Linked DNA regions of Homo sapiens: region 1 is linked to region 2. Evidence: chromatin loops called from intact Hi-C (ENCODE). Cell type or tissue: PC-3. All regions are shown on one strand.

Evidence for each region. Peaks named below come from ENCODE experiments on the same cell type or tissue, not always from the same donor. Only the 100,000 strongest peaks of a DNase experiment are listed, where the experiment ranks them.
Region 1: it touches region 2 in a loop (8-fold over the local background); 16 of 110 quality-filtered maps call a loop at or near these places.

Annotation. Positions count from the first base shown.
Region 1 is chr13:51,792,592-51,795,091 of GRCh38, reverse strand. All of the region lies in intron 2 of DHRS12 (dehydrogenase/reductase 12), which reads left to right. Among named protein-coding and RNA genes, the nearest start is that of DHRS12, 10 kb to the left of the region's middle. RefSeq lists an enhancer at 945-1,304. In PC-3, no CTCF peak of the experiment used is centred here; a DNase peak (open chromatin) is centred at 1,401; H3K27ac peaks cover 861 bases.
Region 2 is chr13:51,290,447-51,292,946 of GRCh38, reverse strand. No RefSeq gene overlaps it. Among named protein-coding and RNA genes, the nearest start is that of SERPINE3, 48 kb to the left of the region's middle. In PC-3, no CTCF peak of the experiment used is centred here; a DNase peak (open chromatin) is centred at 1,356; H3K27ac peaks cover 1,120 bases.

The DNA.
Region 1 (2,500 bases), 500 kb before region 2:
GTACACGCTGGCTTGGTAAGATCAGGTGTTTGGCCATATAGAGAGGTGAATATCATGCTGAGGTGATCTTTCAGAGAGGTTATGTGTGGCTTAAGCTTGGGGAAAGGAGTACTGGTTACTGTAGAGCAGACTGCTGGCTCACCAGTCCACTGGACACGATGCTCCCAAAGGGCCTAGGGGAGAAACAGGGTGTACCTTTTTCCCCAGGCTTCTGGTTGCAGTTCAGCCCCACCTTAGTACCTGGCTCCAGACTTTCGTCTAGCAGTTATCTCCATGGGTAACATTAAAAAAAAAAAAAACTTCTATTTTATGTATTATTTTTTGAGATAGGCTCTCGGGATTTTTGAGATAGGCTATTTTTGAGATAGGCTTTCACAGTTGGGATTTGTCTGATGTCTTTCTGATGATTACACTGGAGTTATGGGTTTTAGAGGGAAAGATCACAGAGGGACAGGTGCCTGGGCAACATTTTTCAGTCCTGCAGGCCTCCTGATGTGGCTGGAAGGTTCTGTGAAAGCACTTATGTCTTATGGGTGATTGACTCCACCAACATCACACACCATGATAAAAAACGGGTTTCGACTCTCCAGCTCTTCCAGGCCAATGTGGATTTCTAGCTTCTTGAGAATGGTTGATTTAGCTTCCCAAGACCTCAGTGGTTTTATGAAATACCGCCTCATTTCTCCAGAATGATTTCTACTTAACAAAACACCTCCATGCACTGTTTACCGTGCTCATTGTGGGAACTGCTCTGATGGGGGGATCAGTCCCCATGATGTCACCTCATGACTCCTGGGTCACACAGCCGCTATAGATGGTGGCTTGTCTGCAGAAAGGGTCCCAGTTGAGTTTTGTTTTGTTCAATTTCAGTAACCATGCTTGTATCACAGTGGGGCCCAGTGGCTCCTAAGGTGAGCCTTCTCATTGTGTGGCTCCGCAGATTGGGACTTTTACACACATGCACCTGTTTCCAGTTCCTTCTCCTGGCCACAGCAGACTGCCAGCCTCTCCTTCTGGGTGCTTTGTGGCCTCCTGTTTTGCCTCAGAGGGACACAGATGATTTCCTTCCTCTTTTCTTGGTGCTTCATGTCACCAGCTCCGTGGCTGATTTGTCTAGGACAGTGATTCTCTCTTCCCTGCTATTGCCTCCTTTTCACTCTGAGACATCTCAGGCGCTTCCAGGAAGCTCAGATAACTTGTGGAACGTTTAAAGCAGAATTGCTTTTAGTTCACTTGAGTTTTGTTGCTGTTTTAACCTGGATTTTGTATACATGTTACACAGCGCTTTCTGGTAGGAGGGAGTTTTAGGGTGGTGGCAGACAAGGCCTCAAAATGGAAGGATTAGGTGTCTAGACTCAGTTTGCAGTCATTGGTACAGGCTCCTGGCTGACTCAGATATGACTCAGCAGCCTTGTTCGCTCTGGCTGGGTGAGGGCCTTCACAGACATTTTAAAAGAGAATAGCTCTGTACAGACAACATTTTTCCTATCCTTTGAAGGCAGAGGAATATTCAGTTGGGCCAGGCTTAAGCTGAATATGGTGTTCAACCTGACTAGACTTTCTGAGTCATGAAAATGTGGAGTTGCTTTGTCTCATTTGTCTCAGGTGAGAAAACAATATGTTTTAAGATGAGTAGAAATAAATTCGACTACAGCTTTGAGTTTTATAGCTTGATTAATGGGGAAACTCAGGCAGGGCACGGAACTTCTCTGCTTTGTCAAAGGAGTTGTGGCTCTTGCTCAGATCCTCGTCTGTAGGTTCAATACTTAGGTGCCCTCTGCCTTGGGTTAGTGATAAGTCACGTATGTCCACTGATGCTCAGAGAGGATGCCGTTGCATTCATTGGATGCTAAGAATGCAAGTTTGGACTTAGGTACTGGGTACAGAGAAAAAGGTTTAAACAGCCAAGATCCATTAGTCGACTACCATGCCTATGACTGTGTGTAATACCATAAGGAGAAACGGCACATTAGACAGGGTCCCTTACTCATGGAGTTCTAAGCCTGCTGGGGAGGTGGCTGTGTCCAGTGATAACCATGATACAAGGCAGAGATTGAAAAGTGTCATGAGCAAGGACTAAGGGTCACAGCAGAAGTTGTCATCTTATTTATGATGTGCCTGAGATACTGTCTGAAGAGCAAACTTTTGACCAAAAAAAAAAAAAGATCAGCAGCAGGAAACCCTGACATATCCATGCAAAGGTAAATTATGTAGTCATTAAAACGAATAGGGTGGATTCATATGTAACAAAATCATCTCCAAGACCTCTTGTAAGTCCTACAACTCAATAGCAAAACAAACAAACAACGACGTAACTTATAACCGGATTTGAAAATGGTCTAAAGACTTGAATAGACATTTCTCCAAAGAAGATACACAAATGGCCAACACAAGCTGGGCACGGTGGCTCATGCCCGTAATCCCAGAACTTTGGGAGGCCAAGGCAGACAGATCACTTGAGGTCAGGAGTTCAAGACCAGCCTGGCCAACATGATGAAAC
Region 2 (2,500 bases):
AACCTGGCCAGCCACCGCCCTCCTCCTCAGTTAGCCTTTGGCTCCCAAATGCTGGCCATTGCACTGCACTTCCCAGGAAACCTAGTGTCGGGGAGTCTGCTGGTTTCCATTTGATTTTAAAAAGAAGTAAACAATTGCACAGTGAGTGCACGGATATGGTGAAAATGCAAAGCAAATAACAAAGTCTGCAACTGCAGCTCCAGGGAGTGGTTCCCACTCTCAGAGAGATTCTCGGTGCACAGCCCCAGCCCCACTCCCGGAGGACCCCATCTGTTGGTTTATGTTATACATGTGGCTTTAGAGGTGCAGAAGACTGATCCTGAGAAAAAATTGGAAAGTGACAATGAAAACAATTTCCAGTCTGAGGCAAAGAAATAGGTCAAATACCTGAACTCCCGGCCCTATCTTGAAATGCTATAATTCTCACCTTCAAACAGAGCAAGCAGGCGTATTCAAGCCATTCTAATGCTCCTTTTCAAACCTGTGGCTCCAAGCCAGTTGGGTTTGGAATCTACTCAGTTTGTGTTTTTGCCAAGAGTTTTGTGGGTAAAAAGTTTAAAAATAGCTATATACACGTAGGATGTCTGTAGGGGAATGAGGGTAAATTCTAGTTTGGGAAAAGGTTCTGTAAGCAAATGCCCTCAGTGTTTAGCCTTAATGTTAGCAAAGACAAGAAACATTTCAGAGATCAAAGTAACAACCTTGCCCTGCTCTTGGTCCGAACCAAGATGCAACTGGATCCATACGAGAGTGTGGATAGAGTGACTCAGAAATACATCATGAGGGCATTTAAAGGCCCGGAAAAAATAATTAAAATTTAAAAAGAGGTAAGGGAGGAAGAGGGAGAGAAAAAGTCCATATGGACAGGCTTGAAAAGTCAGGACTCTTCAGCCTGGAAGGATGAAGACAAATAGGATCAGAACCAAAACAGAGTAAATGGCTGAGGTTAAGGTAGACACAAACAGGCTCAGTAATGGCCTCATGTGTTTTCCTCTGTGCACATGATTTCTCCCTGTTGACCCTCCAGGACATTTGAATATCATGAAATAAGCAGCCTGATCAGGGTAGGGGCCTTGACACAGGAATGTGATAATGGGGTTTATCATGAAAAGCACATCTGCTGGCAGCAGAGAGGCTGCCCTGTGCACATAAAGCACTCACACATGCATTCCTTCAAATCTTATTTATCCAGGTCCTATTTTGGACCAAGGACTAGTTTATAATTGGCCTGGGTAGATAAGCCATATGCCTAAATCACTACAAGTCTAAATAACCTGTGATTTGTCCTTAGTCAAGGATGACCTCATGAATTTTAGCAGGAGGACGTGTGCTCTGGCAGGGATAACTGGGCAGGCTTTCTGAAAGAGGCAGTGTTTGCACTGGGCTTTGGTAGACAGCAGGAGTTTGATGGGCAGAGATGGTGAGTCACAGGAATAATCTGAGCTTTGGCCCAAAGGTGGGAGAGCCCAAGGTATGTTTGGTGGAGAGTTAAGAGCCCGTTTGGCTGGAGCATGTAACAGTGAGTGCCGAGATAGCAAAGGTGATGGGGCCAGGCAGCAAAGGCCTCCAGAGCGTGTCTGGGAAAAGGGCTTTTTTACTCGGCAAGAGGGAGGCATGGGATGGTCTTGAGCAGAAGGATGTGCAAAGATCTTTTAAAAAATAATTGGTAGTTGTGTGTAGATGGACAGGAGTAGATTGATGCTGGGCCAGGAGATAGTTGGGAATCTATGGCCACAACCTTGGAAAGTGGTAACCCAGCTCATCATGATGATGGGTACAGGGCATGACTCTCAGGCAACAAAATCAGGGGTGTAAAAAATACTTCTGCGTTTTCTTTAAACCAAATTAATTCTGACTGGAAGCTATCATCCTGTGTGTCATTGAAAAATTCCATTGTAATCATAACTGGGGACCCCTCCTCTGAATAGGGACACAGTAGACTCTAGAAGGATTATGTAGTAAGTGATGATGGGGATGGGCCTCTGCTCTCTTGTGGTGCTACTGACAACATCCTTACCGTCCCAGCCCACAGTGGCCCACGAGGGCAGTTTCTGTACCATAAAGACAAATATGCCGAGATGTGGAGTATTAGAGGAGTATTAGAATGTCCCCACTTTACAGATGAGGAGACTGAGTCACAGAAGGTTAAGGAAGTTGTTCAAGTTAAGGATTAGAAGACCCTTGCTCTAACCACTAGTTTATCCCACCTGTGTAACTAAGGTGGGAGGGAAAGGAAGGAGCAGAAACACACAACACACAAAACCTGGAGAGGACAAATGAGATGGAGGGGACAGATGTGATGTGATGTGAAGGTGCAGAACACTCAAAGGGGGCTAGGGTTCTCCAGGTTTTCATTTTTGTTTTAGACAGGGTTTCACTCTGTCACCCAGGCTGGAGTGTAGTGGTACCATCATAGCTTACTGCAGCTTCAAACTCCTGGGCTCAAGTGATCCTCCTACCTCAGTCTCTCAAGTAGCTGGGACTACAAGGATGCATTGCC